Regions from separate parts of the Homo sapiens genome. Here region 1 is linked to region 2. The links are chromatin contacts, found by Hi-C or POLR2A ChIA-PET in ENCODE. All regions are on one chromosome and are shown on one strand. The core of a region is the stretch at or near the end of the contact, and the rest is flanking DNA. Distances in the headings are between cores, read along the strand shown. Region 1 overlaps KIAA1755. Region 2 overlaps DLGAP4 (DLG associated protein 4).

What was found. A loop is a pair of places that touch in the nucleus more often than their neighbours do. ChIA-PET counts read pairs that join two places held with the same protein, here RNA polymerase II (POLR2A).
Region 1: a loop to region 2 is called in a map of posterior vena cava, with 24 times the contacts of the local background. The contact joins two enhancer-like sites. A Hi-C loop is called at or near these places in 1 of 168 maps with a recorded cell type or tissue (posterior vena cava). POLR2A ChIA-PET finds 5 or more read pairs at or near these places in 1 of 52 experiments (AG04450).

Annotation. Positions count from the first base shown.
Region 1 is chr20:38,206,564-38,210,753 of GRCh38, forward strand. It overlaps KIAA1755, which reads right to left. Exons shown (of 14, transcript NM_001029864.2): 14 at 3,940-4,190. Among named protein-coding and RNA genes, the nearest start is that of TGM2, 43 kb to the left of the region's middle. Within about 2 kb of position 2,640, at least 6 of the 41 ENCODE cell types and tissues checked have a DNase peak (open chromatin) inside an H3K27ac peak, as active enhancers do.
Region 2 is chr20:36,479,105-36,483,425 of GRCh38, forward strand. All of the region lies in intron 7 of DLGAP4 (DLG associated protein 4), which reads left to right. Among named protein-coding and RNA genes, the nearest start is that of MYL9, 60 kb to the right of the region's middle. Within about 2 kb of position 3,052, at least 14 of the 41 ENCODE cell types and tissues checked have a DNase peak (open chromatin) inside an H3K27ac peak, as active enhancers do.

The DNA of each region.
Region 1 (4,190 bases), core at 1,390-3,889, 1.7 Mb after region 2:
ATTTTGATAGGATTACATTGAACCTATATATTGCTTTGGGTGGTATTGACGTCTTAACAATCCTATCCATGAATATAGTGTGTCTTTCCATTTATTTAGGTCTTCTTTAATTTCTTTCAGTAATGTTTTGTAGGTTTCCGTGTATAAATCTTTCATCTCCTTGGTTAAATTTAGTACTGGGTATTTTATTCTTCTAGTGCTGTTGTAAATGAAATTGCTTTCTTAATTTCCTTTTTGAATTGTTTGTTGCTGGTATATAAAAACACAGCTGATTTTTGTGTGTTGATCTTCTAACTTGAAATTTCGCTGAATTTATTAGCTGTAGTAGCTTTCGTGTGGATTCTTTGGGATTTTTGAGATATAAAATAATGAGATCTGATCTTTTAAATATATAAATAGTTTTACTTCTGCTTTTCCAGTTGGATGCCTTTTTCCCCTTTTTCTTGTCTAACTGCGCTGGCTAGAACTTACAGTAAAATACTGAATAGCAGTGCTGCAAGTGGGCATTCTTGTCTTTCTCCTGACCTCAGAGAGAAAGCTTTTAGTCTTTCACCATTGAATTTGATGTTGGTTGTGGGTTTTTCATAAATGCCTTTTATCATGTTGAGTATGTTCACTTTTATTCCTATTTTTCTGAGTGTTTTTATCATGAAAAGCTATTGGGTTTTGTCAAATGCCTTTTCTGCATTGATTAAGATGGTCGTGTGGTTTAATTTCCTTTATTCCATTAATTTGGCATATTACACTGATTGATTTTCTTATGTTTAGCTATCTTTGCACTTCGAGAATAAATCCCACTTGGTCATGCTGTATAATCCTTTTAAGATGCTGTCATGTTTGGTTTGCTAGCATTTTGTTGAGGATTTTTGCATTTATATTCATGAGGTATATTCATAAGTTTAGTAATTTTCTTTGTGATGTCCACATTTGGCTTTGATATCAGGATAAGAGTGGCTTCGTAAAATGTTAGGAAGTGACTTCATTCCTTTTTAATGGCTAAATAATATTTCATTATGTGTATATTTTTAAAATCCGTTTTTAAAAAATCCATTCAACAGCTAATCAACATTTGGGTTGCTTCTACTTTTTGACTATCAGAAATAATTCTCAATAAGCATTCATGTATAAATTTTTGTGTGGATATGTTTTCATTTCTCTTGGGTATTGACCTAGTAATGGAATTGTTTGGTCATATGATAACTTGATGTTTCACAGTTTGAGGAACCGGCAAACTGCTTGCCAAAGTAGTTGCACCATTTTACATTGCCACCAGCAGTGTATGAGAGTTCTGATTTCTCCACATCTTCACCAACACTTGTTATACGTCTTTTTATTATAGCCATCTTTGTGGATGTGAAACAATATCTCCTTGTGGTTTTGATTTGCATTTCCCTGATGGCCAGTAATGTTGAATATCTTGTCATGTGCTTATTGGCCATCTGTACATCTTCTTTGGAGAAAAGCCTATTCAGGTCCTTTGTCCAGTTTAAAATTTACTATTATTAATAGTAGTATTTAGCTGTGAGAGCTTTTTACATATTATTGATACAGAATATTATCTTTTATGGGCCCACACTTGCAACTCTCTTCCAAGGTCTGCCCTGGAGCTACCAGACTCTGCTTTGTGCCACATGATTCTGCAGAAAGCCTGAAGTGCCTTGGAGGTGTAAAATGTCCTCCAGAGTTCCCCCACGCAGTCAGGCAGAGGCAGGGACTTGGTCTGAAATTGCACCTTGGCTTCCCTCCCTTCCCTGTTCTGCTTGCCTTTCTGGTTTCTCTTGTGATCACCTCTTCAATGAATCACCTGTACCTGAATCCTCACCCCTAGGTCCACTTCTGGGGAACCTGACCCCAGAAAAAGCTTGGAATGGCTGAGGAAATGAAAACAAGTTAGTGCTTCTGGAACTCAGAAGACATGGAGATTGAGATGAGGCTGAAGTGGAGGGCAGAGGCTGACAACACAGGCTTTGTAGATCACAGAAAGGTTGGATTTTCTATCTGGAGAGCTATGAGGTGCTACTGTTCAGGGTTAAGCGGGGCTGACATTATATTACATTTTGAAATACCCCTCTAGTTTCTGGGTGGAGAACAGATGAAGGGGATCCAAGTGACTGCAGGAAGACCACTGCGGACCCTGTTATAGTTGTCTGGGGCTAGAGGATGGAGGCTGGGATGAGGGTGAGGACGATGGAGGGAGAGAGAAGTAGAAGATAACAGAGAGATCAGGAGAGTGGATTTAGGGGTTAAGGGGAGGTTTGAGGACAACTTGCAAGTTTCCAGCCTGGGTACCTGGATGGATGGTCAGTGCACAGAGAGGGAAGCAGGACTGGAAGGGCAGGTCAGAGATTCCACATGCAAAACACCACCAGTTTTCCTTCCTGGTCTGACCTAATCCCTCCATTTCACAGATGGGGAAAGGAGGTCCTAAGGAAGTACCTGACTACCCAGAGTTCCCCAGCATGCCCCAGGCAGAGGGCAATGGGACCCCCAGAGTCCTGCCGCCTATCCAGAGCACTTACCCTACAGGGGACTCTCTGGCTCTGGCCTCAGAGAGCTATTTTCAGCTGGGGTTTGAGACGAGGCAAATTTGTCCTGGGCTGGAGGCCAATTCACAGCCCCTGGAGAACAGGACATCTCTGCTTTATGAGGTCAGACTGTATTCTGACCCCAGCCAGCCACCCTGTCTGGGTCTAAAGTGGGTGTGACAGCCACCCTGTCTGTGTCACAAGGGTGTGAGGGGCCTACCTCAAAGTGGCTGACAAAACACACGCTCATCCACAATCCTGGGTTTGGCATTGATCCAGAACCAGGCCCAGACCCTGTGCTTTCCCCTTCTTGGCCCCTTTCCTGGCTGTGTGACCTTGGGCAAGTCATTGCCCCTCTCCAGGCTTTAGTCTTCCCATCTGTAAAATGGGGCCATCTCAGAGTATGACTTCTGTGACCCAAAGGGTTGTAGTAAATATCAGATGGGAAATAGATGGACAAAAAGTGCTTTGCGAACTGTAAAGTGCCTAGACTTCTATTGGGGCTCAGTCCTATGTCTGCCCCACATCACTGCCCAGCAGTGAAAAGTCTTTTCAAAGCTTTGTTCCTTCACAAGATGGCTACTCCTCTGGAAAGGAAGAAGTCTTGGTGTGGAACACAAGGATCCAGAGATCTTATTTTCCTGACCCAGCAGGCTTGGCAAATCCAGTGGACAGATGGAAAAACTGAGGAGCACCTATCTACTCAGAGGCACTAGGCTGTTAAGCCTGGATTCAAAAGCAGGGCTCTCCAAGATGAGAAAGATCCTCATCCATCCAACGCCTCCATTGGAAAGATGGGGTAAACTGAGCACCAGAGAGAGGAAGCAACCTGCCTCGGGTGACCAGGCCATCAGCAACAGGGCAGAGTGGCACCTGAAGTGCCTGACTTCCAGGCTGTGCTTCTCTTTCTGTCTCTTGCCTACCAGCCCCTTGAGCTTGAAAAAAGTGTTCCCATCACAGTGGGATGTTGACAGTCACATCACTGGCTGACTTGGGGTTCCTTGAAAGCCCATCTTCTTCCACCACAGCAGGCTTCAAACTTTGTTTAAAAATCCCATGGAGGGGCACTGTGGCCTCTGCCTCCTCAGAGCAGTCTCTCAGGGGCTGAGGCTTTGCTGATTCAAAGCTATGTCATCACTCGCAGGGAATCTCTGGGGGAGGCCATGCCATGCCATGCCCCTACTGTGGGCATATTTGGGCAAAGTCAATAAACTAGGCCCAGATCAAGTCCAGCTCTGCCCCTCACTGTGGCACTGGGCAAGGTACCTCCAAATCTCTCTGAGTTTCAGCTTTGTCCTCAGTAAAATAGGGTGGAATCAGTCCTCATAATGTTGTAAAAAAAATTCAACAAGCCCTGTAAAGCTTTTAGAGGATTTAGCTCAAAGCTAGGCACAAAGAAAATGCAAAAGAAATGTTAGCTGTTATTATTCGATATTTTTATACATTGTTACTCATTATGACATTTCATTTCTGCATTCCCTTCTTCCCCAGGGGATGCAGTGAGGGGAGAGATTGTTGGGGTACAGTTCTTTCTGGGGACAGAGGGATGCACAAGGTAACCTTGGGGACTCCTCCCGCCCAAGTATTCTTAGATTACCTGTGCCCGCTTTGCCCCCCTTCCTTCTAGCAGTAGCTGTGGTCTCTCACAAGTCAGTTTCCATCCCA
Region 2 (4,321 bases), core at 1,802-4,301:
ATCTTCCCAGATGTTACCATGTTGTGCTTTCAGAGGTAGTTGAGAGGAACGTTGAGTGGGGCGGGCTCTGTGGGCATGAGGGGACATATAGTCAAGACTTGTTCCAGCATCACTGTCATCTGCTTGCCAAGTTGTCTCTTACTCTTCTCTACTTAGAGTCTTCAAAGTCTTCTAGGATGAGGGCTCTGCCAGCCTGTGTCATTTTTAGGGTGAAATGAGAGGGTGGGGTTCTGCCTCCTAAGTGTCAACAGGCATTCACCTGGGTACCTCTTTTGAGCCAGGATTGGAGGTCACAGGGATGCCACCCTGCCTTCAGGAGGCTCAGGGTCTAAAGGAGGAAGCAGAAAAGTAAAGAGGTTTGTAAAAATAGTGTGGTGGGCAAGGGCCTGTGGTGTGCCTGAATGTGGGATGTTGTTCAGTGAGTGAGCCAGGGCAGGGGCCTGGGAAGACTGTTAGGGAAGGCTTTTTGGCAGGAGTGATGCTGGAACTGATACCTAAAGGAGGAGGCAGAATCAGTGAGGAAGAGGGTGTTCAGGCAGCACAGAGGCCTGGAAGCTGAGCATGGTGTGTTGGCATGAAGGGGGTGATGGAGAGTTAGAGGGGTGATTGACAAGGCAGAGAGGCCAGTGGTCCCTACACTAAAATGTTAGAATGGTGCTGCTACAGTGCGGTGTCGAGGGGCTGGATGGTTGGGGGTGCTGGGCAGGGCAATGAATCTTCCCGAACTTAGTCCTTGGACAGGATGAGACCCCTCATTTCTGCCCCAGGCCAGAAATCCTCAGCTTCTGGCATGCAGAGTCCATGGAGGGCCTGGGATTGGGCAGCAGCTCCGTGGGCCCTTTGCTCAGGAGATGTTTAGGCTCCTCAGGCAATTGTAATGACAGTTCCTCACCTGCCAAGCCCTTTCCCACCTGTCTTGGGAAACTCACAGCAGTCCTAGGGCAATAGACAGGGCAAGCCGCATTATTCTCATTTTATAGATGGGAGAAATTCAGACCCAGGAGCTTAAGTCATACACTGAATGAAGGCTGATTCCAGGGATTCCTAACCTACTGGCAGTTTCTGTCATAGCAGGTATTTTGAAGGGGGCAGGGTAGCAAGTATCAGCTGATCTCCTATTCTGAGGATGGATTTATCATCTCAGATGGGAGCTCTTATGCAGCTAGACTTCCCAGACGAAGGTGTTTTACTTCCAGACTTTGCTGTCTGAAGCCCTGGTGTTAGTCCTCACAAGATTTCCCGTGTGGCTAGGCTGTGTGAACATTCTCATTTTGTATTTCGCTGTTTGTTGATAACAATTCTCCGGAGGTAGGGGGGTAAAAAAGACCAGTGGCTCACGCCTGTAATCCCAGCACTTGGAAGACCAGGGTGAGATGATGGCTTGAGCCCAGGAGTTTGAGATCAGTCTGGGCAACATAGTGAGACCCTGTCTCTACAAAAAATTAAAATTAAAAAAATTAGTCAGGAGCAGTGGTACATGTCTGTAGTCCTAGCTACTCGGGAGGCTGACGTGGGAGGATCACTTGAGCCCAGGAAGTTGAAGCTACAGTGAACTATGATCACACCCTGTACTCCAGCCTAGGTGACAGAGTGAAACCCTGTCTCTAAACAAAAAGTTGGCTGGGCACGGTAACTCAACGCCTGTAATCCCAGCACTTCAGGAGGCCTAGGTGGAAAAATTGCTTAAGCCCAGGAGTTCTAGTACAGCATGGGCAACATAGTGAGACCTCATCTCTACAAAAACTAAAAAAATTAGCCAGGCATGGTGGTGCACCCCTGTGGTTCCAGTTACTTGGGAGGCTGAGGTGAGAGGATTGCTTGAGCCCGGGCTATCAAGGCTGCAGTGAGCTGTGATCATACCACTGCACTCCAGCCTGGATGACAGTGAGACTGTCTCAAAAAAAAAATGTTGAACTATGAATGTCATGCACACAAAGATGATGTGTGGTATCACGTCCAGAACTGGATGTAAAGTAGAAGGGCAAAGAGCGTCTCAGGCCCGGTAGGAATCTTAAAAGTCACACCCATGGGGACTTCAGTTTCCTCCCTGGCATCCATCCTGCCTGTGTCTAGCCTGGCTGGCCATTTTCTAGGTCCTTCTTCCATCTTTGGCCAGCTCTGCTTCTTAGAAAGCTCCTCTTTATAATTAGTCAAAATTTACTTCCATTAACAATCCCCACCTTCCTTTTCCCCTCTGATTGTAGTGTGACCCTCTGGGGCTACATGTGTATTTGACAGTCTTTTAGGTATTTGAGGACAGTAGCCATGCCCTTTTAAATTGTCTCTCTTCTCCAGGGTGACCATCCTAGCCTCTCCAAGCCATCCCTCACTTTACGCTAAGCACAACTTTTGGTGCATATGTGTCACACGCCCCGTTTGTGACAAGTCCGTCCCAGACACACTAATCACTTGTTGAATCAGTCCTGGGCTTTCTCATGCAACTCCATATGGCTGCCACAGTGCCCAGTCAGTGGAGGAGGCTTTTCATTGTCATCTCCACATTTCTATGGGTTTCTTGAGGACAAGGACTACTCATTCTGGGTCCCTAGTGGCTGGCACTGTGCATGGCTTTCCCTCTGTAAATAAGCATTTGCTGGAATGGGGTGGAGTTGAGACTTCTCCCTGTGTGGATCACCTTCTGTCTTCAGGTTCCAGTTTGACGATATCCCTTGCCTGGAATTACCTATGATACCCTCAGTATTATCCAGAGTTCAGTGGGGACTGCGCCCTCTCTGGTCCTGTGACTTTCCTGTAACAGTGCATCCTCAGTGTCTGTGGTCAGCTGACGTCACTAAGCCATTTTTCCACATATGCCGCTTTTCTTGTGTAATTGTCTTACTTGGGTTCCCAAACTCAGGGTCTTAATATAAGCTCTGAGGGAAAAAAAATCCCTCTGTTTTTCTGTGTCTCTGTCCCCCGGGTGTGCCTGGCACAGAGACAGGCAGCATTACCTCTGCTGACCTGAAGTGAACTCACGGTTTTCCCCATTCAGTCCTGCACTATTCGTCTCATCCCAACTCTAGGCTGCCGAGGGATCTTGGCTCCTACTCCTGTCACCTGATATGCCACCTGCCACTCCAGGCCCAGTGAATGAGCTTGTTAACACTGCCTTTCTATTCTGGGATTCGCTTGGTCATTCAGAATGGTGAAAGAGGCCAGCAATCGAGGTGCACAGGGCCTGGCAGCGTCTGGCTTTGCACACTGGACACACAGCCTATGACAGTTGGTGAAAGCCGGGCTTTTGTGACCTATCGCCAGGGTTTGAAGTCAGCCCTCCATTGACATCAGCCCTCCAGAAGTGAGGGTAGTTTTTTTGAGGCTCTTTCCAAGTAATACTTCCCAGGCTGGGCTCTGGGATCTTAGGGCTTTGGAAAGGTAGCAGCAAAGCTCGTATGATACAGCCAGTATTTGAAAAGCCACATTTTGCATTCTCTACCCTCAGTCCTTCACCAGACCAAGCGGGCTGCACATGTCAAGTTTTTGCACTGGGCTGGAGCCGAGGCAGCTTTGTAACTGGGCGGTTTCTCCTGCTTACTAGCACCTGCTTCTCGTGGGTTGTTTTTTTGTTTTTGTTTTTGTTTTTTTGAGACAGGGTCTAACTCTGTTGTCCAGGCTGGAGTGCAGTGGCATGATCTTGGTTCACTACAACCTCTGTCTCCCGGGTTCAAGTGATCCCCACACCTCAGCCTCCTGAGTAGCTGGGATTACTGGCATGAGATACCATGCCCGGCTAATTTTTGTATTTTTAGTAGAGACAGGGTTTCACCATGTTGGCCAGGCTGGTCTCAAACTCCTGACCTCAAGTGATCCCCCTGCCTCAGCCTCCCAAATCGCTGAGATTACAGGCATGAGCCACCATGCCCGGCCAAATGGTTATAGCTTTGATAAACAACAAGATCGTGATTTAGTAACAGTAGCTTGGGCGCTACCATCTCTTTAAAGCTTGGATTCCTAGGGATGATGGTAATAAGGTGTCCAGGGTGGGCTGGGGCAGGGACCACTGAGCAGAGCTCTTGGCAGAGCAGACTCTGCAGGTGGGTCTCTGAGGATAAATAAAATGATGTTTGTGGCAGATTCCAATACATAATGGGTGAGGAGTGGATGGTTCCTGACAGGCTGCTTACTGGATATGGCTGCAGTGGTAGTAGAAATGGTTTTTCAGAAACTACATGCTATTTGGACATACTATTTGGAGGTCAGTGGTCAGGGGCTAGAGGAGGCAGAGCTCAGCTACGGGAGGATGCCTCCCTGAATGCCCGGAACTGGTGTTCTCCAGGCTGGGGGGAAACCAGGAACATTCCCACACTCATAGCCCCAGGCA